Regions from separate parts of the Homo sapiens genome. Here all the other regions are linked to region 1. Evidence: chromatin loops called from intact Hi-C (ENCODE). Cell type or tissue: gastrocnemius medialis. All regions are shown on one strand.

What was found. Hi-C counts contacts between places; a loop is a spot of excess contacts. Peaks named below come from ENCODE experiments on the same cell type or tissue, not always from the same donor. Only the 100,000 strongest peaks of a DNase experiment are listed, where the experiment ranks them.
Region 2: it touches region 1 in a loop (2.4-fold over the local background); 3 of 110 quality-filtered maps call a loop at or near these places.
Region 3: a loop joins it to region 1, with 35 times the contacts of the local background. A loop is called at or near these places in 36 of 110 quality-filtered maps.

The regions. Positions count from the first base shown.
Region 1 is chr9:120,473,377-120,481,376 of GRCh38, forward strand. It overlaps CDK5RAP2 (CDK5 regulatory subunit associated protein 2), which reads right to left. Exons shown (of 38, transcript NM_018249.6): 15 at 3,974-4,074. Among named protein-coding and RNA genes, the nearest start is that of CDK5RAP2, 100 kb to the right of the region's middle. In gastrocnemius medialis, a CTCF peak has its summit at 4,242 (motif pointing left); DNase peaks (open chromatin) are centred at 4,275, 4,554, 5,107, 7,555 and 1 weaker place; H3K27ac peaks cover 4,573 bases.
Region 2 is chr9:120,384,320-120,392,319 of GRCh38, forward strand. It overlaps CDK5RAP2 (CDK5 regulatory subunit associated protein 2), which reads right to left. Exons shown (of 38, transcript NM_018249.6): 37 at 5,422-5,468; 38 at 4,556-4,973. The coding sequence ends at 4,917. Among named protein-coding and RNA genes, the nearest start is that of MIR147A, 140 kb to the left of the region's middle. RefSeq lists an enhancer at 5,786-6,286. In gastrocnemius medialis, no CTCF peak of the experiment used is centred here; no DNase peak of the experiment used is centred here; H3K27ac peaks cover 1,401 bases.
Region 3 is chr9:119,552,219-119,560,218 of GRCh38, forward strand. No RefSeq gene overlaps it. Among named protein-coding and RNA genes, the nearest start is that of BRINP1, 190 kb to the left of the region's middle. RefSeq lists enhancers at 3,690-4,210, 4,161-4,210. In gastrocnemius medialis, a CTCF peak has its summit at 4,021 (motif pointing right); a DNase peak (open chromatin) is centred at 4,077; H3K4me3 peaks cover 505 bases.

The DNA.
Region 1 (8,000 bases):
CTATAAGCTTTCATCAGATTTTTCAAAAGGGATCAATAGCCCCCGAATGGTTAGAGGCAATTACTCCAAATATGTGTGCCAGACTCCTCAAAGAAGCCCCGCTTCTCCTTCAGAGACTTCCAGCTCCATCCATCGGACTGCACACATAAATCAACACACATTGGAAGGAAAATAAACCATTATGTCTAATCTTCTATGCTTGCTGCTTTGAGGACAGTTCATTGTGAAGCAGTCTTCACGCAAGGGAAAGGGCCCTACTAGCAACTTGTATCTAGTTCCATTTTAAGACAATCATAATGATCAATTTGTAAGGCTGATGAAAAACCTCACAGAGGTGTCACAGCACAGCACTCGCTTGGATGCAGTCATGCTGCAGAGGCATTTAACCAGGGAGAAAAAAAGAGACTGTTTTAGAGAAGCTCCTGCGATTAGGGCTGGGGAAAGCTAACTGCTTCACTCCCTCTTCCATTTTCTGACAGGGTGAAAAGTACACAGCTGCTGCTCCTGTGTCTGTCATTTATGTTTTCCCAACTTGAGAATCTTTTCAAGGTGTGAGGAGTTGGGAGAACAAAAGGTGCTTCACTCAGAAAAAAACAAAAACCTTCCTCTTCCTGGAACTGGGGCAGGGCAGACAGGAGCAGAAACAAGGAGTTAGAGAGATCGAAGCTCAAAATAGCACGCCACCACTACTGGGCAAGCCAGTTCAACTAACTGAGTCCTGATTTCCTCACGCAAAATGGGAATAATAATACCTTTGCTTTGCGATTGTGTTGAGGAATAAATGAGATATTACATGGGAAAGACGTTAGGACAGGGGCTAACACATATGAGATGCTCAACAAACATCATTTCCTTCCTTCCACATACTCTAACAACTCCCATACAGAAGACAATATTTATGAGCCAAGATTGCTGATTTTCATGAGTTACAGCAATGATAATCATCTGGAGATGATTTTGCCCCCACCCGCCAGGGGACATTTGGCCATGTCTGGAGACATTTTTGGTTGTTACAACTGCCATGGGAGGATCAGGTGTGCCGACCCTCCCATGGTAGAGGCCGGGGATTGTTAAACATCTTACAAAGCACAGGACATGCCCTCATGACAAAAAAATTATCCAGCCTCAAAGCCTCATACTGCTGAGGCTGAGAAATCCTGAGTTACAGGGAAACTGTGCTAGTCCTCAAGATGGGGAGTGTATCAGCAAGAACCTGGGTTGGGAGCCAAGACGACCTAAGCACTGATAATCCTTCACTGCGGAACACCGGGTGTCTTAGAATGCACATTTCCACTTCTGTAATTTGGGGATCATCCACCAACTTCTAAGTGCTGCTGTGAAGAATAAATAGTAAAAGTGAAAGGATCAGCCACATTCTTGCTCACAATGAGTTTCCTCCCTTCTTGACTTCCCTTTCCAGTTTTAATCACAGTACATCATCTGTCTTCAGGGTCATCCACCTTTCCTGTCAATTTCCAGAGTGAACAGTGCTGGAGTTACAGAAGAGAGCTCTACCTTCCTTAGCCCACATTCTGCCCTCTGGATATGCCAAGGTCTGAGGATTCAAAAACCTCCTGTAAACTAAGTTTATGCATGATGAAATATTGAGACATATGTAAGCTTTTCATGCTGTCATTATTCTTAAGAAATCTTACCATTTACTGAGTGCTTACTACATGCCAGGAAGTATTAGGTCTTTACACAGTGTCCTCTCTAGTTTCAACACAACCCTGTAAAGCAGGTAGACATCTAAGTAGGTAGGTAAGTAGGCAGACCAGCCAATCTCAATTTCACAAACACACTGAGGCTCAGGGTGAGAAATTACTTACCCAAGAGCTCAGGGCTGCTGAGTGGCAGAGCTGAGATGTGGACCTAGGTCTGTCTCCCACTGAATGTATTACAAGTCTGAAGATGAACAGGAAGCCTTTTAAGAAACCTTGTTAGTCCCGGTTAGTCTTTGTTAGTCCGAGTTAGCCCTGACCCGCCTCAGTCCCATCCAAGTTTTCATTCATTAAGAAAGAGCCTGTGAAACTTGGGAGCCCCTCATGAAGCTGAGAAGACTCAGGAGCAACCATATCCACCCACAAGGCCTCTCAGTACCCAGAATCAACCTGGCTCCTACCCAGAGAAGCTGCGCAATTGAAATGAAATGTGTCCACTCCCTCTGTGAGTTTCCACACGACTCAACCCCCAGTGCCCCCCACTGCTCGCTCCCACCGCCCACCTCCCCCAACACCACTTGCCAAGTGAAAATGACCAGCAGCTGAGGTTTCTTGAAAAAACTCACTTTCAGAGAGTGACGCCTACTCCCAGAATTTCAGCAGCATGTTTTCATTTTCCCTAAACTCATTTCCTATGAAAAAATCTGGAAATTATCTCATAATTTAGAAGATCAACATGGCAGGGAGGGGCATTCCTGCACAGAACATTTCCCAAATGCCTACTCTGTACCAGGCCCTGGGGAGCAGAGACAGTAAGGTGGGACCCCTGCCCTGAGGGAGCTCCAACACAGGTGAGGAGGCAGAGCAGGCACAGACGGCTACAGAAGGTGACCTCCCCACGCAGGGCAGAAACACAGAGAGGCAACTGTTTTGGGGATTAGCTGGGCTGCCTGACAAATGTAACATTCAAGCTAAATTCTAAAGGACTGGGAGGAGACAAAGTAGGGGAAAGGTTGGGAATAGAAGGGTAGGAAACACAGGTGAAGGTACAGGCAGGAACACACAGCCCAGGGAACGATAAAGAGCTCACTATGGTAAGAGCAGAGGACATATGAGAGGGAGAAATGAGGGGTGATTCTTTTTTAACTTTTCATTATAGAAAATTTTAGACATATACAAAAGGAAAAAAAAAAAACTACTGTAATGAACCTCTCCCCCATCTACACATACCCCAGCCCCAACAATCAGAGAGCCAGGGCCAATCTTGTTCTTTTGATATTCCCACCCACGTCCTCAGCTTCTGCACTGTTTGGAAATGAATCCCAGACATCATATCCTTTCAGCTGTACCCATCCCACTGTGTAGAGAGAGGTGACCAACACTTGTAATCCCAGCACTTTGGGAGGCGGAGGTGGGTGGATCCTGAGGTCAGGAGATCAAGACCATCCTGGCTAACATGGTGAAACACCATCTCTACTAAAAATGCAAAAAATTAGCCGGGCGTGGTGGTATGTGCCTGTAGTCCCAACTACTTGGGAGGCTGAGGCAGGAGAATCGCTTGAACCCGGGAGGCGGAGGTTGCAGTGAGCCGAGATCCTGCCACTGCACTCCAGCCTGGGCAACAGAGCAAGACTCCATCTCAAAAAAAAAAAAAAAAAGGACTTCTCAATTCTGAGAAGTCCCTGAGGCCAACCCTGTGTGTACAGACACATGGACAGAGGCCCAGAGCAGCACTTGCCTGTGGACACAGAGCTAGAAAGTGGGAGAGTCAGGGCTAGAACAAGGCCTCTATCCTAGAGTTGGCTCTCCCCACCACACCTTGCTGGCAGCAACTCATTTCAGCAATTCTGCAGAGATAGGGAGACTTGCTTGAGTCCCAGGGTTCTGTCACTTGACATCTGTGTGACTTTGAGCAAGTCACTTACCCTATCTTAGTTTTCATGACCTTATAGAAAACACAGGGATAGCATTATTATTACTTCACAGAAAGGCTGTGAGGATCATATGAGATAATACACATAGAAGCACTTTCTAAATATATAATAAAGTATTTTTAAAACCTGAGTAATCATGATTTTAAAACCTGAGTAATCAATTTTGTTGCCAAAAATCAGACAATTCTTGATAGAAAACAGGTATATGTGACTATCAAATAGGGCAGTCGCCACCCAAGCTTTATAAGCTCCATAAGCAAACTGGCAGGGCTTTGCTGCCTTAGAGATCAGCACTGATTGAAAGGGTGTGTGCGTGTATGCGCGTGCATGTGTGTGTGTTCGCATTCACATGTGTGATGTCCAGACAGAAACGCTTACCTGTCTGATTCCTGCAGAGATTTGACCAGATGGGTATAGATGTCCTGCTCTTTCTTTAAGACCTGAATCAGCTCTTCATAGTCTGATGATTGTTTCTTTTCCTGGAAATGACAATGGGCATTTGACATTAAGGAAAGAATTTTGAAAGAGTACATCCTTATATTATGCAAACATATGTAGCTAGTCCCAGTTTTTAAAATCAAACGAAGGTGAGAGAGGCCCTGTGCCTGGCTCTGGCTCAGGCCACAGTCAGAGAGCACCACCTTCAGGAGGAGTGGGGAATGACTGCCCATCACTCATCCCAGAACAAAGCAGAGAGCTGAGCTTCCAATACTGCTTCCAACAGCTGCTAGGAAGACGCACCAGCTATGGGATTAGCCCATCATGAGTCTGTCATCCCTCAGAGCTGCTGTTCATCGTTTTTAAAACACTACAAAAAAAATATCTTTCCATATTCACTGTTGCTCCAAAGAAGAGAAATTCACAAACCAAAACCTGGCAAGTACTGGGGACTAGGGATTTAGTTACAGTCAAGTAGAAGAGGTCAACTGAGGTATTCTTGGGAGGCATCCAGAACACAGTGATGATGAAGAAATCTGAGTTGGATCTCTGCCACTTACTGGAGGTATGATCTTGGGTAAGTAGCTTAACAAAACTCTATGAGCTTCAGTCTCCTCATTTATGAAATGTGGATGTCATTTTATGAATTCACATTCACAAATGTGAAATTTTTTAATGTTCAAAATTTGGTTCTGCCACCTACCAGTTCTGAGACTCTGGGAAGTTACTTACTAGGAGCCTTGGTATTCTCACCTGTAAAACTGGTGGACAATTACCACTGCCTTATGGAGTTACAGAGCAGATGAAAGATAAATTGCATACTGTAAGGAACCAGGGATACCTGGAGAAATGGCTGATTCCCGTATTAGGACAAGGAAAATCAGGAACAATAAAAGATATGTGTATAGCATTTTATTGTGCCAAAAAATGAGGAAGTGCTTATAGAACAGTGGTTGCCAGGGGCTGGAGGGATGAGGATATGGGAGATGTTGGTGAAAGGGAACAAAGTTTTAGTTACGCAAGATGAATAAATTCCAGAGATGTAATATACAGCATGATGACTATATGTAACAATACCCTGGCCAGGCACAGCGGCTCACACCTATAATCCCAGCTCTGTGGGAGGCCAAGGCGGGAAAATCACTTGAGGCCCGGAGTTCAAGACCAGCCTGGGCAACATAGTGAGACCCCCGCCTCTACAAAAAAGTAAAAGATAAAAACATTCGCTGGATATGGTGGCATGCACCTATAGTCCCAGCTATTTGGGAGGCTAAGACAGGAGGATCCCTTGAGCCCAGAAGTTTGAGACTGCAATGAGCTAGGATCATACCACTGCACTGAAGCCTGGGCAACAGAGCAAGACCCTGAAATAACAAACAAACAAACAAAAAATACTGTATTTTACACTTGAAATGTGCCAGGAGGGTAGATTTTAGGTTTTTTCATCACACAAAAAAAGGTAACAATGTGAGATGATCGATATGCCAATTAATTTGATTATGGTGATCATTTCACAATGTATATATATATCCAAATATCTAGTGTACCTTAAATACATGCAATTTTAATTTGTCAATTATAACTCAAAGCTGAAAAAATTTTTAAAGAAATGCTTAAATAATGATGGAATGTTGTCAAAAGGACACACAGACCCAGTTTGGAAAGGCTCCCACAAGCCAAATCTGGGATGATTTGAGCATTGAAATAATGAGTAATGGTTTATAACCCACTGATAATAACTGATAGTAACAGATTATAACCCACCAAATAAAACAGGAATTCATAAATCCATATTGATATGAATAGGAGGGAAAAAGAGTAGGTTTTTCTTTATAGAAAAATGATGATGACTAATAAATGTAAAAAGAATAATGGAATTAGAAAAATCACCCTTCGCCAACCATCACAGTAATAAATAATTCAGCCAAGAAACACAAAAGGATGCTAAAACTAGTAGGTAAAAGTCAAGATGTTTACATAGACTCAAAACACCTCCCCCAAAATACTTATTAAATACAAAGGGAAAAAAGCATAACTAGACAGTCAAGACACCTGGCAGACACTATCTTGATAAAGTTATCAAAGTTAGCATGGCCAGTAATGGGGCAAATCCAACTGTGTACCATCAGACAGGACACAATGAGAAGAACATAGCATCGCTACTGTGATATTCCTGCCAAAGATGCATAAACTGAATCTAATCAGCAAGAAAACACCAGACAAACAACCCAAACTGAAGGGACATTCTATGGTATAACTGGCCCAGGCACTTCAAAAGTGTCAAGGTTATGAAAGTCAAGGAAAGATTTTAGAACTGTTCCAAACTAAAGACTAAAGAATCAAGACTATTAAATGCAAGGCATGATCCTGAATAGGATCCTTTCACTACAAAGGGTGTTATTGAGACAACTGATGAAATTCAAATGAGTCTGAGGATTAGAAGGTAGCAATGAAGGAAATCAGTCCAGGCTAATTTCCTGGTTGTAGTGGCTGGGCTGAGGTTATACAGGAGAATGTTCCTGTTTACAAGAAATATACACTAGCACATTCAGAGGGGACAAGGCTTCACATTGGCAACTTTCTCTCAAAAGGCTCAGAAAAAAATACAATCCTTTATTTTTGTATTTTTCTACAAATTTAAAACTATTTCAAAATAAGAAAAAATGTTAAAATAAAGTTAATGCATACAGAATATCCAGCATGATGCCTAGCACCAACTAAATGCTCTCTAAATGCTGGAGGCGGATGTTCAGTCCGTCAAGAAATTGGGGCTGCAAACAGCCTTTGTAGTTTATATTGACTTGTGTTTTCTCCTAAAGCTAAGACATACCACCTACGACAGGGGTTTTCAACTTGATTAAAATTTACAGGCTGTAGGAATATGAGCAAGGGAAAAAAATTACATCCCTATTTCCACTAACCTCTAACTGAAATTTAGCATTACCTTCAATTATGAATTGAAGGAATACTGCTATTGCTACAAACCATAGTAATACTAGTAGTATTACCTTGACTTTGTCATCAAAAGAAATAGTTATTTTGTATATGTTGCAGATATCTCAAAATATTCATTCTTATCACTACTTCATAGCTACGGCAGTTACTTATACTCACCACCATATCTTACTATTTAACATATTAATAAAGAAGCATCATTTCCATAGCATAATTTTTTTATATTTTGATAACCTAATTTCAAAATATTTGGTTTCCTTTAGTATCCTACACATATATTGTATGCATTTAAACATTTTTTCAAGATAGGGGTCTCTGGCTTCAGTAGATTGCCAAAAGGATGCAGAGGGCAAGAAAGGTGAAGAAGCCCTGATCCAGGAGAATACTGTTGTGCTTCCAATCCTGACAAAACAAGGCCAAGGCACCACCTGCCAATTAAAGCTTTTAAATGCTAAACCACCAGTCTGGTCATGATAAGTTAGTCATCCAGACTGCTGGAAATGTCAGGCCCTTTTGTAAATCATGCCACATGTCACTGGCACAAGGAGTTCCCAAATGCCTTTTGTACACAACAACAGTATCATGTGGGATTCTCTCAGCTCCCACCTGCACACAACCACGTGTGCAGCCAGAGGACCTCAGAGAAGAGTGGGGAGGATTTAAAGAGGACATGAAAACCAAGGAGGCTCTCCAGGGCCAGTGTGTCAGCCACCATGCTAAGTGCTTTCCAGGCATTTTCTCATTTAATCTTCACAATGACCCAATGTGCTTACGTGTTACTACACTCCCCATTTTAGAGATGAGGAAACTGTGACACACAAGGCTGTTCATGGTCAAGGTCAGGATGGTGAGGCCAGGTGTGGGCTTCAAGGCCCATGCTCTTCAGCCCACCCATCACTGCCCCATAATAGATGCCTTAAATATAATGCATCTGGGTGCTTGGCAAGGGTAACATCATCACTGTCAGCCACATAAAGGTCAGCCAAATAAAATAAGAAAAGCCAGTGACAAA
Region 2 (8,000 bases), 89 kb before region 1:
GGGGACTTGGGCAACCCTGAGGACAAAGAGGTCTAAAAGGTTGAGTCAGAAGCAACTCCAACTGCCTGCCTCCCAGCGAGGATGAGGCCCCTCTGGGCCTCACCAGGAGCAGGGCTGGACTTTGGACCACTGGCAGGAACTGCCTGAGTGGGCCGCAAGTGGAAGCAGACGCTGCCAGTGTGGGCTGCACTCCAGCCTGACCAGCTGCCTGGGCACTCGCCAAACTAAACTGCACTCACACGCAGCGGCAGGGAGCTGGGCTCTGTAGCCTACGGGCCTCCATCTGAAGCTGTGTGATCTTGGGCGGGTCACTCTGTGCCCCAGTCCTTCATATGAAAAAAGCAGTCCCTCCCACCCAGGGCTGTCACAATGACTGCCTATGATGATGTTCCAAAGACAGCCAGGCTCCCAGGACCCCAGGTCTAAGCAAATGTTCCCTATTCACTATATTACTTGTCTGTTCTCCCGACCAACCTGAGTTCCTCCAGAAGGAGGCTGGCGAAGCTTTGGCAATGTTTGCTGAGTGAATATATTTGCTGGCCCTGTCCCAGGCAGCGGGGCTGGTGTGAGCAAATCACATGAGGTCTGTGTTCTCACGGAGCTTCAGGTCAATGACAGGGAGAGGAAGAACCCAAAGTCACACAGCGGCCAAGTGCCAGTGAGGGGGGATCATCACGCTCTGATCATGCAGAATAGGGGCTCCTGATCGGGAAGCCATCTCTGACTAGCAGGAGAAGCCACGGTGAGAGCATGCTAGGCAGGCTGCAGCATGTGCAAAGGTCCTGTGGACAGAGACAAAAGCCCTAAGAGACTAGAGCACAGGGAGCCAAGAAGGCAGACAGGGGGGCTCAGGGAACTGAGGGCTTGCTGACCACACTAGGTGTGGTGAGAGGCATCCCATATTTTAAACAAGGGGGATAGTATGATTTGCTTTCCCTTTTAAAGAATCACTCTAGCTGTGGTCTGGCAGACATTTGGAGGGGTGGGTGGATGTGGGAGGCCAACTGGACAGTAAGCTGTCCAGGTGAGAGTTAATGGTCACTTGGACTGAGGTGGCACTGGAGATGAATGAAGCGATGGCCTTGGGAGATACAAGTGGAGAGAGTGGCCCTGATCATGGATGGGATATGGAGGGTGAGGGAGGAGGTGCAAGGATGTCTCTAGCATGTGCTGCTGGCCAAAGGCAGACCCTTCACTGAGGTGAATAGATGAACCCCTGCAATTTGGCCATGTCTGGGCCTCACAGTTAGCCACTGTATATCTTTCCACATCTCATAATTTTTGTGAATAAGGAAACCGAGGCTTGGTTCCACTAGAAGGCCCCACCTGGGGAGCCGGGTCTCTGGATCTGCTCACCCCCATCCTACCTGGCACCCATCTGTGGCAAGAGGTAAACAGGTCTAGCCCCTGAGGCAGAGTCCGGGGCTTCTCAGGAGATGGGATGAGTGATTTTGATAATTGCATTTTTGAGTTAGCCTTAAAATATGGCCAAGATTGAAGAGGCAATTTGGCAGGGCCGGATCCCCCAGGCAGGTTTCTCGGTTTCCACAATGCCGAGAACTTATTAACAAGATCACTCTTTCTCCCTTCCACCACCCACTTACAAGCAGTTCTCGGGGCTGCTGTGTTGAGGAATTCAATTGTGGGTCTCTGGGCTCCTGCTCTGGTCATCCAGAGACATTTTGTTGGAAAGGGTAGACTGAGAATACTTCGATTTGTAACAGGGAAATGCTGCAGTTTCTCGAAGAGATGGCATTTTGGGGGAATACTGATAATCCAAGGGACATCAGGTTTTAACAGACTCAGGTTCAAATTCTGGCTACATCCCTCAGTCTTCTCATTTGTAAAATGGGTGAGGTGGTGCAGATTACTGAGATGCACAGTGTGGCTACTGCCATCCCAGGTGAGCGCCGGCCTGAGGCGCGAGGATTTTACTCTCCAGGACCCCGATAGGGACGTTGGGATGTGGGCCTCGGAAGTGAGATAAAAGCACCATTTCCAAGGTAGGGCAAGCAGGGGGCCCTGGGCCTGTCTCCCAATCCTCTCACTATATATTTAGTCCCTGCAGCTGTTTCTCTCAGGTGCAGCTCCTCCAGCACACGTGGTGATTAATTTCACTGAAGGGAAATTGACGCATTTTCTGATTACTGCTTCAAAGCCTCCCGAATTCAGCTGCTGGTAAAATTAACTCACCAGGGACAATGGAGCTTTTTCCAAGGTCCAAATTGTCTTATTTGCAGTTTGTTCTTGGCATTAATCCAGCCCAAACAAACCAGGCTGCTCCTCCACCTCCCAGAAGAGGGAGGGCCTTCACTAGCCCAAGGTTGAAAGTATTTTACGTGACTCTAAACTGGCGGATAAAAATGCACTTCGTTTTAGATTATTGTGTTCCTGAAAAGCTGTGGGTGACCTGAAGCAAATGGCCAGCTGGGCTCCTGGAGCCCCTCCTCTGCAGCTCCTGCTCCAGGCGTGCCTGGGTTCACCAACCAGACGGGCCTGGGATGTACCAGAATCCAATGTGGATCTCTCCTCCAATCCCTGCACCTCAAGCCCTTGCCAATGACCAAGTTCAGCTCCCATGGGCTGTGCACTGACCATGTGCCAGGCAAGGTAGGACTCTTCCCCTGTGGGGACATCTGAGCCCAGGTCTGACTTCCAGGCCTTGCCTGAGCTGCATCTACTACACTGTACAACCTCCTCCCCTCCTCCCCACTGCCCCCGCAACCACACATGCTTACATTTGCGCACACCTGCCTGGAGGGTAAACACCCTGACAGCAATAGCTTAAGCACAACCTTAGAACGACCCTGTATGGCAGACGCGTCTTAATGTTGTTCTGAGCTAGAGAATCTAGGAGTGGCCAACCCGGAGATTTGTTCCTTGTTTGTGAGGAGTATCTGAGCCCCCAAGCCCGTCTCATGGGACATGGGCTGTACAGGGAACTGAGGCCCTGAGTTTTGGGTTAAAAAAAGGTTCCCAGGTAGAGGTCCTTGGGGGAAGGTTAAGTGAAAATGCTATATAAACTGCATGCTGTTTATAAGTGGTGATGGTTTTCCTGCCCCACCTGGGCCGTGGGCTGTGTTGTTCAGCCGCTGCCACTGAACCATCTGTTTCTGTACGAAAAGCAGTTCTCCTGTCCAGCCTGCCGCCTCTGGACTGTTCCCCTGTATGTAAGCCCCTAATAAAGCCCACATCCTGTTTGCTGGCTCTGTGGGTCTCTTCTCAGGCCCCTTGAACCTGGTGCCTCCCCTACTGAGGTTAATAGGGGTTTGGCACAACACAGCCATAGAACTTAAAACAGTACTTTAAAACTTGCTTAAGACCAGCCACTGAGACAGTGAAGAAGAGTCACCGATTTGTGGAAAGGGCCTTGTTGTTCAGCTGCTTTCAAAATCTGAGGCTCCGAACTCTGTAACAGTACTGGACAAGAGTAACTCTCATTTACAGAAGCACAAGACTCGGGACGGGAACCAGGCCTCCTGCTCCACAGCGCCACACCGACCCAGCTTCCATTTAGGAAGTCAACTGTTGTGACTGCTTGCGAAAGGCACTCCAGTGACATTATGGCTCAATCTGAGTTTTCACACACTGGTACGTATTCTACCGAGGTACACCTGTGCAAATATTTCTCAGGAAGAGCACAGATGGCAGGAACCGAAGCAGAAAGGGTCTGTACTGCCCACTTCCTCCGCCCCTCTCTTAATGGATGGGGAGACAGGCAAAGTGGCATGAGGCCACTCCCCGGACTCCCAGCCGGGGCTGCTGCACCCTACGCTTCCAGCAAGTGCAATCCCGTCTCCTCCCCTCACCATCGTGTCTGGGGAGCTGGGCGCCAGGTCAGGTGCTGGCAATTCCATGGTCAACACAAGCCTCTGCTCTCCAGGGGCTCAGAGGATTTGCACAGTGGTGTGGGGGCTGCGGGAGCAGAGGTGGGGCATTTCACCTAGTATCGGGTCAGGAGAGGCTTCCCCAAGGGCAGAAAAAATATTTCTAAAGGACCATTCAAAGCTAACTAGAAAAAGAAAGGGTGGGAGGAGCATGTCCAAGAGGGCGCAGCCTGGGTTAGACTGGGGAGAACACTGTTCCGTTTGCCTGGAACACAGAGTGGAGCGGGAGGAGGCGAGATGGGCAAGGAGCTGGAGGTGCCAGCAAGGCTTGTAAACCTTGTTAGGGGCTCGGGCTTGGATCAGAGGGTAGTGGGAAGCCGCTAAAGTGTTTTGGCTGGGGGCATCTTGGTCAGAGGCAGCGATGTGGATGGCTGATGACACACCCCTGTCATCACGGGAACAATGCAAATGCCACATTCCAGCTCTGGGCCTCACTCTGCTCTTTGCTAAATCGGGAATGGCACCACTGCAAGGGCTGCTGTCCAGCAGACTGTGAGATGCTGAGCACACACCAGTGCCCATGGCCACGCTGCACGGAGGTGCTCTTCTCTGGACACTTGAACGAGCTCAGCAGTGAGCCATGCGACTCGTGGAACCCTGGCCTGTCCCACTTGGGATTTTGGGACCTGGGCTTTGAGGCGCCACACAAAACAACAGAATCGTCAAGGTGAAATGAAATGAATCATTTAATGAGAATCTTCAAACTGTGGCACTGGCTGAGTACTAAGCAAATCCAGGGGAAGACGTGAAGCCCACCAAGGCGCACAGCCTCAACTCCGGTGCCTGCCCCTGATCTGAAATACAACATCCAAGAGCTCGAGGCCTTTTTACCACCCGTTTGTGGAGCACCTGCACCTTTCTGACAACAACTCTCAAGCCAACTTTCAGAGAGAAAACATGAAGGGAAAAAATAGATTTCCTTTGGCCAGACAGCTCTTTCTTCCTCAATAAATAGGAACCACACTTGGAACAAAGAGACAGCGTGAGCTCGGTGGGGGAAGCACAAGCTTTATTGGCTGAAAGTTCTTCTCAGGAGCCTGGTCTGCTGGGACTGCATGTTCCTGGATGGGCTCCCCCAGGCCTAAGCTAGGAAAAGGAAGAAAAAAAAGGAGAATTTTAAGTCCAAAGGAGGTTTCTGAAGTAAGACCCCGACAGAGGTGAAAGCGAGACTGTTATTCTCAAAGTGCTTTCAAAAACATAGTTTGGTCAGTAAATATTTACCTAATAAACAACGATGAGATCATACTGTATTCATTCATTCAAGAAATATTCATCAAATGCCTACTATGTGTCAAGCATTGTTTGCTGTATTTCTTACTGGTAAAAATAGCATACAAATTTAAAACTTAGAACCCCTACTGGCGACAGGGCATGATAAAACACAACTTTTCATGCACTGCTGGCAGAAACAACTCTCTGAGGAGGACATGTCCCCTGGTTCCACCTGCACCTTCATTTTTCAAGAGGTCCTTTCTGGCCCTGCACTCCTCCTGACCTTCCACTGGCCTGCAGTGAAAAGACTCAAAGGGCATACCTCCAGGTTTCCTCTGGCCTTCCGAAGGATTTTGTGGGTTACGACCACTGAGGAGAGAGCAAAGAATGCAATGATTAGGGCCATGGATATCCAGGAGAGCTGTGTGAAAGCCAAGTGCAGGGAGGATGAACCCCACCCCAAAGGGCTCGGACATGTAGACAACACGAGGTCTGAAGCATCCAGACCAGAGGGAGGTACAAAGGGCCCACCTGACCCATCACAAACCCCAGGGCCAAATAACGCATCAACAACACCTCTTTGAGGCCCCGCTAAGCCACCACCTGACAGTGATGCAGAGGCTACAGCATGCTATGCCGGTTCAGAGAACACCCTACAGCTGTGCACGGCCACCTGGCTGTCCAGGTATCCCTCAGGCTCACTTCTGTGGGCCAGGGAGGGCAATGGCGCAGGGAGGGTAGAGGCCTGGGCCTGCCCAGCACTCTTTAGTTTCCTAGGCCCTCTGGGAAGCAGCTGTGGGAAGGGACTGTGCCCCGATCAGGCAGACCCACATATGAGGGTCCAAGTTCTACGAAGCCAGGTTTTTACCCAGCAGCTCTTAGAGCCAGCTCCAAATGGCCTGGAAGAAAAAACCGTGGGCATGCTGCTTCTCCTTTGCCTGCCCTTTAGCTGGTGGAATAGCCCAGCCTGATTCCTCTGGGCAAGTCACATTCTGCCTGGACAAGAGCTGGTTGGGTGGGATGGTTTCAGAGGTCCCTGCTGACACTGACGCCCGGAGCACTGTACTAGAAAGATCCCCCGTGCATGAGAATTCCCAGGAGGGGCAGGCGAGCCCTGGCTTTCAGGAGCAACTGTAAAGGTGGGTCTTCCTTCAGGCTTTTTCTTGTCCAACACAAACTCCAGCAGTGGCAAGAATGCCCCTCTTGATCAGAGTTCTGAGCCTGATAGGGAATCTGTTCTCAACAGGGCTTGGTGAGAGTAAGATCAGCTTACTCCCCACGTTGGAAATACCAAAGGCTTCTGGAGCCGCGCCTTTAGCCAACAGTGCCAGAGGCTGTAACAGACTCAACGCCCAACACACATAGCCTGACTCCCCAGTGGCTTCTTCAGAATAGGTGTCTGTCGTGTGGTGGCCTTGAGAAAATATTGATTTCTTGCCTCACGAAAATTTCCATCTGGAGGTAATGGAGTTTATTTGCAATCTGTGACACTGGGGACGGGACAGACGGTGTGGACTTTGTTTTTAGCCAAGCAAAACGACTTTCAGAGGTGGCCACTGCCCCTCTACCCCAACCTGACCTCCTGCTGCAGGGCAAAGTTCCTGACATGGGGCCCTGGATATGTTTGGGGGGTCAGTCCTAAACCCTCCGACACTGTGTGCAAATGGGGGTATGTATCTGGACGTCCGCATTTTTCCACAGAGAGACCACAGCTTTCTCCAGATTCACCAAGGGGCCTGAGACCCAGAAAAGATTAAGTATCACAGCTGTGGAGGTTGAAGATGATTGTGAAAGAGCACTCCATGTCCCTAGAGAACAAAGCTCATGGCAGAAGAACTAAGGATCACTTGGCTCAAGCTTTGAGGGGACCCCTACACCTCAACAGCACTGCCACGTTCCAAAGCACAGAAATCCCCACTGCAAGGAGAAGACCGAGGAACACAGCGACAAAGGACTCGTCCCAAATCTAGACTGGCCCCAGCACAGAGCTGGGACTCACATGTGGGCCTGCCCAACTCAGTCCATGGTTCTTCCCACCTCAGCAGAGTGCTGGGAAGAAGGTACCGACCTGAGCTGAGCAGTGTTGACCTGGTGACAGGTGGTTTCCAACGGTGGCCTCACTGAATACTCCCCCACCCTATGGGGCAGAACTACTGTCCTCGCTTTGCAAATGAGGACCTGAGGCAGCTGGTTCCAGGTCACATGGCCAGTGAGTGGCCCCAGGGCATCAGGACTCTTAGGGTCCCACTGGGATGCCTTTTCCTTACTTTCCCCTGTAGACTCTGAGAAGGTATGGTGTCAGTTTGACCAGGTAGCAATCAGCCCTGGCCTTTGCTCTTCCCCATCACCATGAGGGGACGGAGGAAGAGGAGGTGCTATGCCAACTTTCTCCTAGTCCCTTTAGACCCAGAGCAGGTCTGTGAAGTCCGCAGGGCTTGGAGAATTTCCAAGGACCTGACTCCTTGGGATGAGCTGCAGAGCCTGGCAAAGGAGGAGTTGCAGGCCCGGGTCAGCCACCAGCTATGCTGCCTGGAGCAAGCCCCTCACCCTGCTCTGGCGGAGCCTGCTCTGTGCCAGGCCTAGGAGATATGGAGATGGACAATACCAGCTCAGGAGGGGAAGTGCTATGAGACATTTGCGGCTCTTCTTACTATGAATGATTTGCCACCTCCATGCATAGGATTTGGTCTGGCCTAATGGAAAGAAAGAGGAGGGACTGGTTGAGCATCTCCTCTGCCCCCGAGACTGTGCTAAGTACAATACAGTTTAGGTAGCGTTATCATCCTTATTTTACAGATGAGAAAACTGGGGTGCTTTTTATAAAGTTGCTATTGAACCCGGGACCAACTAGTTAGTCTGAGTCCTTTGGAACTCACGTCTCCAGTTAGAGATGAGGAATCG
Region 3 (8,000 bases), 920 kb before region 1:
ATCTTCTTGCTTAAGGTAATATTTTGCCTAAGGATTTCTCTCCATTGGGTTGAACTGGATGATCATTAAGGCTTCTTCATCCCTTAATCATCTGTGGTTCTTAAATGTGGACTGAAATACCTACTGTACTTTTATCCTGGGATCCTAAGACTTAAGGACAGAAGAGATTCTCAAGACCCAGGATGATAAGCCACAGGGATAAAAATTTCTAATATATTTTTTCTATACACCTTCCTATGACTTATCCCCCACTCCTAAAGCTAGCAGTATTATTTATATATATGTATGTATAACAATTAAATAGCATTTCATATCTTACAGTGTTCTTTATCATATAGAAAATTTATAACACCCCTGCATGGAGGTGTCACTCTTTTTGCTACTGTTATAGAAACTGGTTTTTTGGTCTTTCCTGGCTTAAATCTCCAGTCTTCTCAGGGAGCCCAACCCTGGAAAAACCTATACCATCTCCACCACTCCTAGGTCAATCAAGTCTTACAGCAAGAGTTTTCAGTTCTGTGGTCCTGACATATCCTTTGCTCTTGAGTCAATGCATTAGTCTGTTCTTATACTGCTATAAAGAACTATCTGAGACTGGGTAATTTATGAATAAAAGAGGTTTAATTGACTCACAGTTTTGCAGACTATACAGGAAGCATGACTGGGAGGCCTCAGGAAACTTACAATCATGGCAGAAGGATGAAGGCGAAAGAAGGCACATCCACACACGGTGGCAGGAGAGAGAGCAAAGGAGGAAGTGCCACACACTTTTAAACCATCAGATCTTGTGAAACTCACTATCACGAGAACAGCAAGGGGAAAATCTGCCCCTATGATCCAATCACCTCCCACCAGGTTCCCCCTCCAACATTGGGAATTACAATTCAACATGATTTGGGTGGGGACACAGAGCCAAACCATATCAGTCAACAACGCCTATTGTAGGCTCACACTGTTAACGTATTCTTAAAATAGCCACTAGGGTCACCTGCAAGAAGCCCTGCAAATTGATTCACTTGAATGGTGTTTTCAGCACCCATAGCACTGGGGCCTAAGAATACGTGCCAGGGAGAATGTCAGAAATGCAAAATATAAGACTCCTAGCCCCAGCAGGTCACCACCTGGGTGGGAAGGAGGTCACTGACACAGATAGCGGCAACCTTCTAGGGATTATGTTATGATCCAGGCAGGTGCTACATTATCCAAGGAAAGAGAACAGCAAACCCACTCCATGAGTTCTGAGAAGGCTTTCCAGGAAACAGCACAGCTGAGTCTTGAATCATCTCAGCCACTTCGCAGTTCTGTAACTTTGGGCAAGTAACCTTATCTCTGGCATGTTAGTCTTCTCTGTAAAATGGAAATAATAATTGTGCTCCCTCATAGGCTTGTTGTGTGTATTAAATGAATTAATGCGTGTAAGGTACTTAAAACAGTGATGGGCACACAGTTAGTATTTAACACCCATTAGCCATTGTCATCATCATTATCATCATCATTAAAAAGTAAGAGTTTATCACAGAGGCAGGCAGGGTAGGATGTCAGTCAGAGGGAATGACAGGGCTGTGTAAAAGCATGTTATACTTGGAGTTTGGCAAATTGCGCCAGCTTGCTGCAAAGTCAAGTGTGTAGGGATCTTAGGAGCTGATTCTCCAGGTATCACCAAACTTTTTCAATAGAGAGTCAGATAGTAAATATTTTAGGTTTTGTGGGCCAAGGGCCAGCGTCCTTAACTTTTTAAGCAACTATTCTCTCCAAAAGTATAATGGTTTGTTTAGCACTTTATGTTTAAAAATGTCAAAACCATGTTTTTTGTTCATGGAACATATAGGTTGTGGGTTTTATTTGGTCCATGAGACACAGTCTGCTAACCCCTGCTGCAGAAAGCAACTAGGAGCTGGGCTGTTAAAGACAGCATAGGCCTTGCTAAGGAGGATGAGCTTCTCTAGGCAGGGGAAAGGCAAAGGGTTTAAACGGAACTTCAAGATCAGATTCGCATGTGGCAAAGTAACATAGAGAGTGGATTGGGGTGAAGAGGGAGGGGCAAGCTTAAGCTAGCAGTCTAATTAGAAAATGACTATAATTGCAATGGAAGTGATATTTGTACAGAGGCAGTACTGATGAGGATGCTGAGAGATATTTAGGGGCAAAATTAACATAACTTGTCTGGATTTAGCCAGTAAGAGAGAAAACAGAACACTCAATGTATCTGCTTATGTAAAGACAGATAGACCTCTACTTAGGGTAGAAGTGAGTGCCCCATCCCCAGAAGCATTCAAACAGAGCATAGATTCCCACCTGACAGGTATTCTGCAGACAGCAATGAATGGAAATAGAAGCAGATAAAGTATCTTCTAGCTCTGAAGGCCCACAGTGCTATGGCTCTGTGATCGTCTTTATCAATCTAACAGGCACAAACGATTTGTTTAGTCAATGAGGGATATAGACAAACTTCACCCCTCAATATGAATCACCTTAATTTTGCAGAAAGCTGTCTATTTTCTATAGTGCTCACATCCATTATCTCTCTGAGGAGCCTGGAACAGGACTCAGACCTGAAACACACTGGACAAACATGAGACGGTTATCATTATTTTAAAAATATGCTTCAGTTGAATATAAAAGTTCTTTACATTATTTCAAGTTTAGTGCAGTTATTCTGACTTGGGAACAGCAAATTATTCACTTCTATACCCCTATAATTTCTTGGACAATAGTTGGCACATTGCAATAGTACACAAATATTTGTTAAATCCTAGCAATCCAGCAGAAGCCAGCTTGGAAAGCATTTCCTCCACGTGGCCTTCCACCATGATGCTATAGAAAAGACCCGCTCGTGTCATCACTGGCTCCCACTGCAATGAGAACAGCATCATTGTTGATAATAACAGACACCTTTTTTTGGTATTCCTTGTGTGGCAGGTGAGGTGAGGGTGAGGTTCCTTACAGACATTCTGCACTAAGCCTCGCAAGGACCTAATGTGTTTCTCTTTTCTTTTCTTTTCTTTCTCTCTCTCTCTTTCTCTCTTCCTTTCTTTCCTTCTTTCTTTTTTTGTCTGAGAGAGGGTCTCACTCTGTCACCCAGGCTGAAGTGCAGTGACATGATCACAGCTCACTGCAGCCTTGGCCTCCTGGACTTAAGCAATCCTCCCACCTCAGCCTCCCAAGACTACAGGTACACCACCTGGGACTACAGGTTAATGTTTTTTGTTGTTGTTGTCGTTTTGGTTTTTTCTTTTCTTTTCTTTTCTTTCTTTTTTTTTTTTTTTTTTTTGAGATGGCATCTCCCTCTGTGGCCCAGGCTGGAGTGCAATGGCACAATCTCGGCTCACTGCCACCTCCGCCTCCCAGGTTCAAGCAATTCTCCTGCCTCAGCCTCCCAAGTAGCTAAGATTACAGGTGCCCACCACCACACCCAGCTAATCTTTGTATTTTTAGTAGAGACAGGGTTTCACCATGCTGGCCAGGCTGGTCTCAAACTCCTGACCTCAGGTGACCTGCCTGCCTTGGCCTCCCAAACTTCTGGAATTACAGGTGTACACCACCACTCCTGGTTAAGGACCTAATGGGATAGATGCCATTGCACTGCCCATTTTACGGATGATAAAGTTGCAGCCCAAAGAAGTGAAAGGCTAATTTTATTTTATTTATTTTTTAAAGACGAGGTCTTGCTATGTTGCCCAAGCTGGACTTGAACTCTTGGTCTCCTGTGATCTTCCCACTTCAGCCTTCAGAGTAGCTGGGATTACAGGCACCTGCCACCACACCCAGCTCACACAGGCTAATTATTGAATAACCCCTGCTTTTCCAGCAGACACAATGAGGGCATTTTTGTATCTGTTTATTCAAGGAGGGAGACATTGGGGCTGTTAGGTGTGCCTGGACTGGTAATAAGGTCTTTTATCATAACCCTCCCAAAGTCTCAGGGCGGCTGTGGCCAACACGCGTCTCCAGGCCCACAGGCTCTGAGGCGGAAACCACAGTTCCAGGTCCCCAGGCTCCAGCCGCCAATGCGGCTACCGACCAGCAGAGGGCAGCTGCGGGAAGCCGTCCAAAGGCGGCCTCCACCCCCATTAGTGCCAATTAAGCCGCGAGATGCAAGAGGCGAGCGCGTGGTGAAAGAAAACACATCTACTTCTGGGTTGAGCTAGGCTGGGTGATCTGCTGGGAGGGACGTTGACCTGCTTCCAAAAAGCCGGCTGGATGGTGCCGTGGTGGCTGCCTGCAAAGGAACACCGGCCTATGGGAACCAGACCCTGGGGCTTCCCGCGAGCTTCTCTTCCTCCAGCCAGCAAAACAGGAAAAGCCTGGCCCAGGGACGGAGGGAGATGTTGTGGAGCAGACGGACTGGCTGGAGCCAAAGGGCAGCCTCTTTGGAGCAGAAAAACAAACCCAGACATATCAAGAGATGCACAGGATGTCCCCAAAGCGCGTGCTCACGAAACAGGGTGAAACACACACACATTCAGAGTGAGCAACAGTCCCAGCCTGACTGATAAAATCCGGACAATCTCAAGCAAATCGCGATGGTTGGTTACTTGTCAGCTGAATACACATGCAGGCTGTGTACATCCACAGGCACAAGTGTATAGATGTAGCACAAATGCCCCCTGTCCCCCCGCCACCGCCACCAAATAAATGCAAATGTTTACCCACTCAGGCATAGGCACATTGAGACTGGAGGCTGCACTGGTTTGAATTCAGAAGGTCTAAATTCCAGTCCCAGCTTTGCCCCAAATCTGTGCCACCTCGAACAAGTTACCAAACCATTTTGGTTCTCAGTTTCCTCATTTGTAAAATGGAGGAGTCAAGCCCGTCAGGTTTCTTAAAATTATACAGCTTTAAAGCATTAAGTTCTCCAAGGAAGCCTGGGACTGCTTCTTATTTCTTCACCAAATCTCTAACCTTAGGGGAGGAACCAGCAAGATGGCCCAGTCCAAGTCCCTGGCCCCAAACCATTTCATGCAACAGCTCTATGGATGTTCTTATCTATCTGACAACCTGGAAATCTTTAAGTCAGCGCGTGTATGATCGTCTCCCTGTGAACACGATCGTACTGAATATGCAATTTCTTTTTCTGTCCTCCTTCTTCACTTAACTTTAGTACAGAGCATAAGAATTTCACAAACATGTTTTTAAATGGCCATGAAATGTTTCCTTAAATGGATAACTGTACCCCTCAGTTCGCTTTTTCTTGCGCGCCTCCCCATGTCCACCCCACACCCTGCGTTAGCTACTATAAATAATACTCCACAAAAAAAAAAAAAAATCTTCATGCATGTATCTTTTTTCTATTTTTGGATTTTTTTCTTTAGAAAAAAAATCCCAGAAATTAAATTACTAAAATTATATCTTATTTTAAGAGTCTTCATGCATATTGCCAAATTGTTTTCCAGAACGGTCGCCCTAGTTGACATGTCTACCAGCAATGCGTGAGATTCTTTATATCATCCCATTCTCAAAAGCATTGACATCCTCTTGTTTTTGTTTAAACTTTGCTAATTCAATAGGCAAAAAATGTTATCTCATGGTTTTAATAAGCCTTTCTTTGATTATTAGAGAGAGTGAACGTTTTTTTTTCTTGTGTTTGTTAACCAGTTGCATGTATTTCCTCTTTTGAGAATTGTCTGTTCTTGCCCTCTGCTCACTTATCTACTGGGTCTTAGTGAATTTAATTGATTTGCATGCGCTCTTTACATAATAAAGATAGTAATCCTTTGTCATATTGGCTGTGGGTATTTTTCCAGTTTGCTTTATGTATTTTCCTTTGTGATTTCTTCTATCACTTCTAAGCTTATACAGCCACCCCATCCTCCAGAGACTTGATAAATATTCATTTCTAATTCCTAGTATTTTTTTCTCCTGGGATGATTTGATTCTATAAGCTTAAGATTCCATGAGACCACAAATCTATGATTTTGTGCTTCCAAGATGAGTACTTCTAGCTCCTGATTTTCTTTCAAGGCATAGAATCCCTAATTTATTTCATATTTCCTTTTTACACGTCCCCACCCTTTGGATTATAAACTCCACGAAGGCAGGGACTGGGTCTGCCTCATTCCACCTGTATCCTAGGGGCCCAGCACAGTGCCAGGCACATAATAGGAGCACACTAAATGTCTACTGCTTGCTTATCTTCCTGATCTGTTTCAAGCTCTCAAGAATGCCCCAGTTCTGGCCCCACATCCAAGCATGCAGCATGGGTCGTCAGATGCATGATGTGACAGCATCTGGGGAAGCAGGAGGGCATTACCAGAAGAGAAGATAGCAATAGTTGAATTAAAAAGTGTGAAGGAACATGGCATGTAGAAAACAATATTGAGTCTAACATGCCAAGAGTGCAGGATGTGTGTGCTTGTGATAGGAGATACAGCTGAAAATGGAAGTTGGACCCAACTGGTGAAGGTTTCCGAGACAGTTTTGGAATTTCAGCCACAAAAATTCCATTCTCCACAGTACAGCCAGAGTGATCTTTTTAAAAGGTAAATCTGATCATGTCATTTTCCTGCCTCACATCTGGCAAAAGCTTCCCTTTGCAGGTAGGACACAGTTGAGAATCTTATTATAGTCTCCAGGGTCCTAGCTTTCCCATTCACCATGCCTCTTGCCACTCTCCCTTTGCTCACATCACAATTCCTTGCTATCCTTCGGCTCTGCCAGGCCTATCCTGTAACCAAGCTTCTGTGACTGCAGATTTTTTCCCATTAACCCTCTCATCCCGGGGCTACACATGTCTGCTGCTTCTCTTATTAGAATAGAGTTCAAACACACAAGACTTCCCACTTACCTATCACTCTTCTCTTTCTCCTTGCTTTACTATCTTCATCCAGTGTATCACTATCTAAAGGCATCTTCTTTGTCTATCTACCTGTTTATTTTTTCTGTCTTCTTCTTGAATGCAAACCTCAGGAGGGCAGAGGCCTTCCCTGTTTTATTTACTGCTACAGTTCCATCACCTACAACAGTGCCTGGCAGGCATAGTAGGAGATGGCTAAATTTTGCTTGAATGCATCAGATAAACTCATGGGCAGCTGGAGCCACAGGGAAAGGGGGTTGTGAGTAGGATGGTGTGTCTGTTTCAGAGATAATTCTGCTGGCATGGTGGAGAATGGTTTGGAGCTAGAGAAACCAGGGACAGGAAGAAGGAATAATGTTACCCATAAATGGTTGATAACCAGAAACTTTTCTGAGAAGAGGATTTGATCCAGGGAGAGCTAGAGATGGAAGAATGTTGTGTACTGGGTACTGGAAAGGGTTTTTAAAAACGTGCAGAGTTAGCAATGTGCTGGCAACCAACCCAAAAAATCCGTAATTGTAACAAACAATTATACGGTGTTTTAGCCCCCTTAAGGCTTTGACACTATCTCAGGATATCCTCACCATCACGATTCAAAGTAGGCAAGGTATAGGCTGCTATCTTCATTTTACAGATGAGAAAACTGAGGTCCTGGAAAATTAACCCAGGGTCACACAGCTTGTGAGCAGTGGATGTACAAAGAAACTGAGGTTCTGATGCTCAGCCCTGCCTGAGCTCTGCCTGGTGTCACAATTTTCCCACAGTAGCTGCCCTCCATGGAATGCTGCTGTGGGTAAAATCATATTTTAGGGTTAATGATCCAGATGAATAATGTTCCCCTGCCTTTGGGCCAGGCAGCACAAGAGAACTGCAGTGTCACTTTCTTCCTTAAGAGAGTTAAAATATCACAAGTCAGAGTGGAGGCCATTTACCCCCACATTAACAGCAAATGCCATTTGTTCCCAATGATATCTCCACATCTGACTTTCGTTTCCCTCCCCCGTGGCTGAAATTACAACAAAATGAAGCAAGGGCCAAGGGAAGGAAGAGATAAACAAGGGTCGGAAAAAGACAAGGAGTGACGCCTCTGTTCAACTAGGCAGACAGGCTGAGAGTCCCAGATCTCCTTATCCTTTCTAAACTGGAGCCAGTAACATCTTTATTGAGGTAGCAATTACTGGTGGCTCAGCAGGAAGCCAGGGGCAGG